Linked DNA regions of Homo sapiens: regions 2 and 3 are each linked to region 1. Evidence: chromatin contacts called from ENCODE Hi-C or POLR2A ChIA-PET data. All regions are on one chromosome and are shown on one strand. Each heading gives the region's core, a stretch centred on a gene start or an enhancer-like site at or near the end of the contact. The rest is flanking DNA. Distances are from core to core; before and after follow the strand shown. Region 1 holds the start of CASK (calcium/calmodulin dependent serine protein kinase). Region 2 has its middle 200 kb from the start of CASK. Region 3 holds the start of GPR82 (G protein-coupled receptor 82).

What was found. Hi-C counts contacts between places; a loop is a spot of excess contacts on that map. ChIA-PET counts read pairs that join two places held with the same protein, here RNA polymerase II (POLR2A). Pooled maps may share reads with other maps.
Region 2: a loop to region 1 is called in a map of mammary epithelial cell, with 3 times the contacts of the local background. The contact joins the enhancer-like site here to the promoter of CASK in region 1. A Hi-C loop is called at or near these places in 4 of 168 maps with a recorded cell type or tissue (GM12878, ascending aorta, mammary epithelial cell and 1 more), 25 of 37 single-sample maps with no recorded cell type and 17 of 50 pooled maps. POLR2A ChIA-PET finds 5 or more read pairs at or near these places in 4 of 52 experiments (CD4-positive, alpha-beta memory T cell, K562, activated CD4-positive, alpha-beta T cell and 1 more).
Region 3: a loop to region 1 is called in a pooled map, with 4 times the contacts of the local background. The contact joins the promoter of GPR82 here to the promoter of CASK in region 1. A Hi-C loop is called at or near these places in 2 of 37 single-sample maps with no recorded cell type and 7 of 50 pooled maps.

The regions. Positions count from the first base shown.
Region 1 is chrX:41,921,655-41,924,930 of GRCh38, forward strand. CASK (calcium/calmodulin dependent serine protein kinase) reads right to left here and starts at 1,900. Exons shown (of 27, transcript NM_001367721.1): 1 at 1,276-1,900. The coding sequence starts at 1,334. RefSeq lists silencers at 1,355-1,404, 1,675-2,254.
Region 2 is chrX:42,116,918-42,120,517 of GRCh38, forward strand. No RefSeq gene overlaps it. Among named protein-coding and RNA genes, the nearest start is that of CASK, 200 kb to the left of the region's middle. RefSeq lists a silencer at 558-637. Within about 2 kb of position 2,259, at least 2 of the 41 ENCODE cell types and tissues checked have a DNase peak (open chromatin) inside an H3K27ac peak, as active enhancers do.
Region 3 is chrX:41,722,122-41,725,529 of GRCh38, forward strand. It overlaps GPR82 (G protein-coupled receptor 82), which reads left to right and starts at 2,060. Exons shown (of 3, transcript NM_080817.5): 1 at 2,060-2,168. The region is part of intron 5 of CASK (calcium/calmodulin dependent serine protein kinase); the gene reads right to left.

The sequences.
Region 1 (3,276 bases), core at 650-3,149:
GGGTCTGAGTAAAGTGTGTAGCAAGCTCTACCCACAATTTCACCATGTGAGGCAACACTGTAATACCTCAATATGGAAAGAAAAGGAAACAAATTAGCACTCAAATTGAAATTGAGTACTGCAGACAACTTAAAAGAGATAGGGCCAACTGCTTTAAGGTCTTGGTTTCATTTCCCAACTGTGGACCTTAAAATAGACAATAAAGCACCGCTTCCAAAAAAAAAAAAAAAAAAAAAAAGAGGTAAGATATTTCAATGTTAGCTCTAGCGATCCTTATTAAGCAAAAATTTGCTCTTAAATCTTATCTCCTCAACTTCTAAAGCCGCAGAATACACGCTGTGTTAGGAAATCAACTTCAGATTGCCAGCATTTCCTTCACAAGCAAATTAGCAGGATTGTGCACTTGGAGTACTGTTTGACAAGAATGAAAAGGAAACTATTCAAAATAGATTTAAGGAATGGACAATTAGATGAGGAACTGCAGATTTAATTCTCAATCAGCACTGTGATTAATCTGATTCCCTGCTTTTCCCCAGCGTAATTATACAACACAGATGAAAGGATGAGCATTTGGACTGTCAGTTCTATATTCTAGACCAGCCCGGTGACTCAAAGCAGACGGCTCTACCACGCTAACCACCATCCCAACAACAGTCGAGGGGAGTCTCGAGCACTGATTGAACAGTCATTGCATAACAAGGCATTAAAAATTCGAATGCCCCCAACTCTTTCCACGTTCGTGTACACCAGGAGGGAATTTGCTGAAACTGAAAGCACCCCGTCTTAAATGACCCCCTCCAATCCGAGCATGGGGTGTACACAAAGGCATCTGTCTAATATCCCGCACAATAGACACACACCCCACAATTAAAACCCTGGACTCTCTCACCACACAAGCAAAGGAAATGCAAGCTGCTCTGTTTCAAAAATGGTCTATGGTACATGCAAGGTAACAATAACCCCAACTGAAGCAACTATAAAATCGGCTGTGCCACGTCCCTGTGCAACCGTCAGATAAAATGCAGGCAGCCGGCCCCACGCCTTACGGGGTGGCCAACCTCGGCTCGGTGGCCTCAATGGACCGCTGAGAACCCCCAGGCCCCCGCCTGGCAGGAGCTCCAGGTACACGTCTATAAATACTCCAGGATGAGAAGGACGAGAGGGGAAGAGGGGAAGGAGGGAGGGCAGGGGGCAGGCCCCGAGCGGGTGCGGGAAGACCGGGGCATCACTGAAATGCATTTTTCCACACTCCCGCTCCCTCGCGTGGAGACTCACTTTCCGATCACCTCGCACAGCTCGTACACATCCTCGAACAGCACGTCGTCGTCGGCCATGGTCCGGAGGGGATAGCGGCCGCAGCGTGGAGGGCTTCGAAAACGGGGGTGGGGGCGCCCAAGAGCTCAGTGCCCAGCCCCGGGATCGCCTCCTCCCCTCAGGACCCGCGAGCCCTCGGTGCCGAGGACGCTCGAGTGGGGCCGCGAGGCCCAGAGACTGCGGCGCCTTCCTCTGCAGGCGACCGCCCCGGCGCGGGCGGCGGGGCCGGGGCGCGGGAGCGAGGGCGGCCCGGGCCCGGCGCCGCCCGCCCGCCCGCTGCTTCTCGCGCTGCTCGGGCCGCGCTGCCCGGCGTGCGGATCCTCGGGGACCGCGCGGCGTCGCGCTCTCCGCTCGTCAGCCCGCGCGGGCCGCGAGGCCGCGACCGCTCCCTCTGTCCGAGGCCGGCTCCGTCGCGTCGCGGAGCAGCTCGGGCTACAGAGGGGGCCGCGGCAGGACCATGGAGCGAGGATCGCCGCGGAGGGAGGTGGCGGCGGCGGCGGATCGGCGCTGGGGACCAGGAGGCGGCGGCAGAGACGCTCCCTCCTCTTTCTCCTCCTCCCGCAGCCGCCACCGCCCGCCCGGGAGTGGGAGGGGGCTTCGCGGGACCGGCGCTCTGTGCGGGCGGGAGCCGCGGCCGCCGCCTTCTGCTCCGCCCCTACGCCTCAGCAGCCGACCGGCTCGCCAGCCCCGCTCACCCGCCTCGCGCAGACACGCCCTCCTCCCCCGTCGGCGGCGCGGCTTCCAGAACCACAGGCTCCGCCCACTCCAACCGGTCGGGAGGCGGTGGCCCAGGGAAAGGGGAGCGGGCCGAGCGGCGCATGCGCGGGGCGCCGGCCGCGTCACGGCGAACGGGCGGGCACCGGGATTCTAGAGGGCGCGGGGGGTTGAGTGGGGCGCGCCGGCTGCAGCTGCCGAGGCGGGGCTGGTTGGGGTCGTCGCCTCCGCGCCTAGCCGCGACCAAGCCGCGAAAGGGGCTGGAGACAAAAGGTCCACGGCTGCACGCTCGTTGTCCGGCAAGAGGCACGAAACTCTGGCCGCTCCCCTTTCCTTCTTTTGTAATCGCAGGGAGCCTTTCCCAGTTTTTTGCTGGGAAAAGAGGCAGGGAAAGGGTGCTAATGAATGAGAAAGCTAAAAGAGAGGTGGAGAGAGGTTGTCACTGAATCCGTGCTTGGCAGCGGATGCTTTTAGTGCTACCCTGTCATTCCTTAATGAAGATGAGGGCTGGGGGTAAGGGGAGGTCGTCCAAGAAAAGGACTAAACAAAAACTGCCTAGGAAGGTGTGCGACAGCAAACGGTCATCTATAGAGACAGCTTCTCCCACGTTCTGCCCCAAACTCAACAAATATCTATCCAGCGCCTACCCTCACTAGAGACCAACCTAGAGAGAAGCTAGGAAGGCAGGGACAAACCGTGACTTTAAGCTCATTTGTATATTGTCCTCAAACTCCCAGGACCTACTCTGCTCTCTATACTCCCTATAAATGTTAGACTTGTCAGGAACAGAATGCAACTAGAGGGAGTGCAGGCACAGGAGCAGCCAGGGAGTGAGGTTCTGGGTGTTGCCGCTGTGCTAGGTTGCATTCAATATGAAGATTTCTGTTCAACTGAGCATGTGCGGAATGAGCCAGCGCCATCAGACAGGTATATGCCTCAGTTGAAGACCAATAGTGTCTTTGTTCCTCCGCACAGCAAAAGTGCCCAATTAGTTCATAAGTCAGTTTCCAGAAATCGTCTGGTAAATTTCTCAGTGCAGTATTTTTTTTAAAAAAAGTATTTATTAATACCAAAGTGGAGGGGGTGATGTGGAGACTCACAGCCTATTTTCTCTTCAGAAACGTTTCGTGCAAACCCTTGACCACTCCCTCAAAAGGCTGAGAGATTTGCCTGCTAAGGATTTGGGTACTAAACCTTTTTTTTTTTTTTAAATGCAGATCAGAGGACAAGTGTAATTGCACACGGTTT
Region 2 (3,600 bases), core at 1,009-3,508, 200 kb after region 1:
TAGTCATCAGAATCCTGTTGACTTTATTTCTAAGACAGATTTCCCAGTCCTTCTACATCTCTGCATCCCATCACTACCATCTCAGACCAAGTCACCATCTTCTCTCACTGGAGATGTTTGCATTAGCCTCCTAACATTTAAATTGTAATGAAATTCAAATTAATGAGTTTCTGTTATCTAAGTCATTGCCATACCCACACACCCAACATTGTCTAGAACTTCTCCTATGTTATCTTCTAATAGTTTTATAGTTTTGCATTTTGTATCTAGGTCTATGGTCTATTTTCAGTTAACTTTTGTGAATCTATTTAAAAAGCACTGTTCTCCTAACTTTTTTACTCAGCCATGAATTTTTGAGATCTTTCTCTCTCCCCCAACCCCCTGTGGATATATATGTATAGTTTCACACATGTCACCACTCTATTGTTTTCTATCACATGTATATATCACTTTCTACTGACGTGGTATATTCAGTGATAGGCATTCAGATTTTTTCCTTTTTTTGATAGTACAAGCAATGCTGCATCCTCGTCTACATCTTCTTGTCCATGTGTACAGGTGTTTCTCTAAGAGAGATGCATGGAAGTGAAACTGCTGCTGCAGAGTGGATGTGCATTTTCAGTTTCAATAGATCCTGGCAGAGTACTGTCCACAAGCAGAGGATGAGAGTGTCTGTCTCCCCCACAACCCAGTCAACATTTGATGTTGTCTAACTTTGCTAATCTTAAGGTTGAAAAAAATGGTATCTCATAAAAATTATTTTCCCCTAATTATCAGTGAGGATGAACATATTTTTACATGTGTATTGATTTTTAAAATATTTTATCTGCTGTTAAATGATCATTTTCTATCTTTTGGCAGTTTTTTTCTATTGGGATGTTTTTCTTCTTCTGGTGAATTTGAAGGAGTTCTTTATACTGCATATCAATATTTGACTGTTATATTTATTGCAAATACTTTTCCCCAGTCTCTTTATTGTCTTTTAAAGTTGTTTATGGTGTGTTTTGCCATACACAAGTTTCCAATTCACCTGTAGGCAAATACGTTGATTTTATTCCCCTTATTGTTTCTGTTTTTTTTTTGAGACAAAGTCTTGCTCTTGTCCCCCAGGCTGGAGTGCGATAGCACAATCTTGGCTCACTGCAACCTCACCTCCCGTGTTCAAGCGATTCTCCTGCCTCAGCCCCCCGAGTAGCTGGGATTACAGGCGCCTGCCGCCTGGCTAGTTTTGGTATTTTTAGTAGAGACAGGGTTTCACCATGTTGGCCAGGCTGATCTCGAACTCCTGACCTCAGGTGATCCACCTGCCTCGGCCTCCCAAAGTGCTGGGATTACAGGCGTGAGCCACTGCACCCTGCCTGTTTCTGTTTTTTAGGTCTTGCTTAAGAGAACTTTTCTTACCTCTAGATTACAAAATTATCACTCTATATTTCCTTATAATAATTTTAACTATATATATGCTTGTTGATTGATTTGTAGGTCTTTTGTTGACTTGGAATCTATATTTCTGTATGATGTGAAGAATATAATTTTATTTTTTAAATTAATGAATTTCTAATTATTTGCTTATACTCTACACGTCAACTTGTTTCAGTATCGAGTTTATCTTTGTGGGCTGTATCTTGGTGGGTATGAGGGGATAAGCATGGTATCTACAGAGTGTGATCTATTCCTTTCTGCAAACTATAAATACTTAGATTCTTAGTAGTCACTGGCTAATGAAAAGGATTCTACATCACTAAATGGTCAGGATGGGACCATCCACTGTATCAGTGCAGGCTACCCAATGCCAGACAAACGTCCCTAGATCTAGATTGGAGAAAATATTCCTCAAAGTTCCTTAAGGAAGACAATGTAGTGTATTGTCTTTGCAATCACACAGAGCTGGGTTTGAATCTCAGCTCTGCCATTTTCATCTGTGTGGCCCAGGGCAAGTTTGCTCATCTCTAAGACTCAGTTTCCTTATCCCTAAAAAGGAAATAATAATTCTTATTTTGTGGGTTCGTTGTGAAAATCTGAGACAATACAAAGTACTTGGCACATGTTTAGTGTTCAATCATGTTAACCATTGTTACTTCTGGTTATGATAATGACTTCTGCAAAGATGTGACTATTTGGGGCGTGGGGTGCACAGAGGAGGAGTAAAAATTGAGAAATGGCAACCATTCTTGAAGAGTTGAGGTGGGAGAGATGTGAGGTTGTTGGTATCCCCAGAAAAGCCCAGGAGAGACATTGGAGCCAGCACCAAAACTGTCTAGTACTTGTGCTAGGCCAGCAGAAAAGCCCCCAGGGATCTCTATTCTTGCCTTGTTAAACAAAACCATGAGTCATCACCTTGGGAAAGAGTGTGGAAACCCAGAGAAGCAATGTTTGAACAGATGGTCTATTGTTTGAGAGCAAATAAACTAGGGATATCTTCAGACAGGAGTAGAACAAGTTATCACATGGCAATGACTTAATAGGTTTCAATAGAAAGCTGGCTAGGGCCAAAGCTGGAGTAACAAAAAGGAACTGAAAGGGATGCCGAAGCAGAGCATACCTGGAGAATCATTGAATTATATTATAATATATTATAATATAATTCAAAGATTATAACTATAACATGGTTATAACGTTATAACTATATAGTTATAATATTATAAGCCTCATTGGTTGGCACTGGGAAGCCCTGCACCATTCTCAAGGTAGGGCACAGTCGTTCTCATCTTGCTGGGGAGCTTGGGCTAAAGCAATTCAGATGTGGTAGATGAAGACAAAGAGGAAGAAATGGGTTCTGAAGAACGTGGTCATAGAGCAAGCCTTGGTGACCTGTTGGGAGCAGAGCTGTATAGACCCTTTGTACTCAAAGCAGAGTCCGTAAACCAGTAGCATAGGCCTCATCTGGAAGCTTATTAGAAATATAGACCCTTGGGTTCCACCCCAGACCCACTGAATTAGAATCTGTATTTTATCAAATCCCCAGGTGATTTGAATACATTCAAAAGTTTGGAGAAGTGCACATCTAGGCCTGGGATAAAATAGGCTCAAGTGGAAGGAGGATTTCCTGGAAGATTTGTTTATTCACTTCTCAAAGTCAAATTTTTCAGCATAAAACATTTTTTAACCCAAGGATTTCAAATAATACTATTCCAAACATGTTCCATCTACTACTTGGGTCAGGTAAAAAATACTTTATTTTGGCATAATTATTAATACCCAAATAATAAAACCATTTTCTTACTTTAGATAAGATAGAAATACTACTTCAATTTTTCCACAGGGCAAAAGGCTTATCAGCATTAACAAGTACTATCCTGTCTTTAATTCTTTGCTTTGTCTCCAATGAGAATCATGCTTAATTATTGAACTGCTGAGTAAGAAAAAACAATGCCTATTAGATATTAACTGAGATAATTAAATCTACTCAATTGAAGAATTTTGCTCAACTGGGATCACCTCAAACATTAAACAGCCTTTAGAGTTTTCTCTTCAACTTGGTGATTCCAGGAGAAAGTGCCTGGGTAAAAATTCAGCTTGTTCCAGTTGTCACACTTTTGAGTAAAATCAAAACATTACTTAGCTCATTACCTTCTAAGAAAGCATTTTCAAAGTGTAGTCCCT
Region 3 (3,408 bases), core at 810-3,309, 200 kb before region 1:
GAACTGGCAAAACTTACACCTATCCAGGTATGCTTGTCCAATAAACAACCAGTGGACTGACAACGGTTTTTAAGCAGTACTTCTGACTCTTCCTTTGTTTCAACGGTTGATTGACATCTGTGATAGCCAGTTTCCAAGATGGCTCCCAGTGATCATCACCTCCTGATATTTACCCGTCCCACACTGATGCAGGGCTGGCTCTGTGTGACCAATAGAATACTGCAGAAGTGACACTGTTGACTTCAGAGGCTAGATCACAAAAAGGCATTGCAGCTATGGACTTGTTCTTGAATTAGTTGCTTTGAGGTGAGCCAATCACCATCCTGTGAGGACAGATGGCTGTGTGACCTTGGGCAACTTATGAGATCTTTCTGAGTTTCAGTTTTCCTCACCTTTAAAATGAGACATTTCACAGGGTGTTGTGAAAACCAAATAAGACTTGGATGTAAGGCACATAGCGAGATATCTGGCACATAGTAAGCTCTCATGAAATGTGGCTAATGAATGATGGTAGTGATAGTAGAAGCTGTAGTACCAGCAATTGATTAGATGTGAGATGTGAAAGAAAGAGGAATTAAGGATGATTCGTAAGTTTTTGGCTTGAATAACTGAAGGAGTGATGGTATCATTTACTGAGTTTGGAGACAATGGAGGAAAACAAGAGCGTTCTTTTTTCGGACCAAAGACGCTTATGCCTGAACAGATAATATTACAACTATCTTTCAATCACTTAGAAATAGCATTCCATTTCTGTTCTTCTCTAAATTAATTAAAACTGTTTTTTGTTCTATGTAATTCCTTCCTGGAACATGATACATTACTGAAGTAAAAGTGATGGGAATTCTAAAAGCCAAACTACTCTGTAATGAACGGCCATGTAACCCTGGATGAGTCACTGTTCTTAAGTAAATGGTGGCAAGGCAAAGATGAACAGCAGCAGAACACAATCTGGACACTTTAGGCAGTTCTCACTTTTGTTTTGGAGAGAAATATTAGCAAACATCATAGAGAATTTATGAAATAAACATGAAATAAGGTAAGCATTGCGGGTTTATGAGAAATGGCAAGGTACTTCTGTAAATTTTAAGTGAAGATTTACTGATAACTAAAATGCTCAGGTTTGATGAAATTAGATTTCTGTTCTCTTTTTCAGACTCCCACTGGTTTAACTACTCAAGGATGAGAGGGAGTGCTTGATGCAAGTCTTCCTCCCCAGATGTACACACTTAGCTTTCATTTAGTTAGTAGGTCACAGACTGATTCGACAATCCTGAACAAAAAAATTGGTTTCACAATTCTATTTTTTATTTTTAAAATTTTTATTGTTTTAGACTAGTCATGGTTTCACAATTCTTTATAACTATTCATTTGATCTGAGGCATACTTGGCACTTCCCAGGATTTGCCAAATCCATTATGAAATGCCCCAAACAGTGTATTATGTTGACAAATGGAGATAGTGCAGGGCAATTAGAAACAGAGTGGGTTAACTCATTAGTAACCAAACTGGGACCCAACCCTGGGTGCAGTCTGTGCTTACAGTGAGTTCCTCTGGGCCTCAGCTTCTTCAACTTTAAAACAAAGGGTCTCAGTCCACAGATGATCATGAAGTTCTATTTTAGCTCTATAATATTTGATTCTAGTAAGTTATAAGAAAACTTTGAGTTTTGTTTCTATTTTTGATAAAGATGGATTGCAAATAAGCCATCCACAAACAATTTTACAAACGAGTTTGCACCAATATTTGTATTGGGTTACTACAGAGTGGCTCCTTCTATCACTGTGTCATATAAAACTGGCCATGGGGGATTAAACCTGTGAACTTAACTTCAGTCAATCGTGCAAACAAAGGTTACTGGAGTGTAACTAGTTCATGAAATAATCATAAGGAAGTATAATATGTATATTGTTCACCACTTCCTCCCACTACAGAAATAGAGAAATGAGGGTTTTTTGAGGAGGCAGTTGCCACATTGACCATAACTATTGAATTTCTTCAATATTCTGTTTAATTTCCCCTTTTCCTCCCACTGTAGTTGGTGTCATGCAAGAATCTATTCACACTGACTAAAGATATTGGAAGAGTGAAGATCAGAGAATTTTAAGTCTGAAATTTGGCATCACTGCCCTGAACAATATAACCTTAGTTGGCATAAACTACTCATACAGGTAAGAGTGATTATTATTCATTTTTAGCTTAAAAATTAAACTCTATAAAAATAAACAGGACCTAATGGTTTAAATTTTGAAAGCTGATCATTAAGAAAGGCAGTCAGCATATTAACTATGTAGACAGTCATTAGTAACTGAAGTTAAGAGTTGTAGAACTTTTTTCATTTGTCAAATTAGCAGAGACAAAATGTATGCATGAGTGACTTGAGATAGACATTCTCCTGAGGGGAATATAGACTTAGAGACATTTTCTGGAGACCAGTTTTGCATCTGTAACATGTAATTTTTATTTGATTTCTTAATAGTACTTTCCAAATTCTGGAAAATAGTTATCTAGTAGTTTTATGATCCAAGTTTATTTTTGAAGGAGATGTACATAGTAGATACAAGTTTGGGAAGGTAAAGATGGTGACCTAGTTGTTGACTGCTACACTGAGAGTCCTACAGAGACTCAACTTCTGTCTGATAAAGCTAGCCTCTGCAGAAGTCTATGTCCCTTTTGTTTGGAAGCATTTAATATTCATACAGAAGCACCATTACCTTTGCAGTTTTTAGTATACTATGCATTATCTGCACAAGGTAGGAGCTACTGCTTTTCTTTAACAGCATCATAAAAGGAAGCTCCAATCCTTATGTAAAATCAAAACCTACTGTGAGCAGATAATTTTTTCTTAAATAAACTGGCTCATTTCACTGTCTGACTGATTTTTGAACTGGTGAAGTTACAGATTAGGTTTTATATATTTATACCAGGGTCTACACTAACTGAAACCAGATTATAATTCATCAGGTTGCACTAGATTCAGATACAAACTTACAATGAAGCATATGGACTGTTTTCTAAATAAAAATAGCAAAGAAATAAAATTATAAAGACAGTGGTAAACATTAATTAAGAATCTTGTTATTTAAACCCACAGACACTGCACAGTCCTCAAGTTTTCAAGACTTTGGGTGTGGATTGGTTTAAAAAGTTATTATAAAATTATAATATCATATTTGAAAAAAAACCCCAATTTCTGTAATCCAAGATGCAGAAAATAAATCAAACCATAATTCTGAAGGGGGTAGAGAGTAAAATTGCCCTGAGGGGCTGGGGGGATATAAGAATTTCAAAGGGTTGTGTATGGTACAGTTTTTATGTTTATCAAAAGAGAACATGATTAAAAAGAAGATTGAGAAACCTTGCTCTAGATCATGAAAGAGTGGAGAATGTGGTGCTCAGAAGGCTATGGTG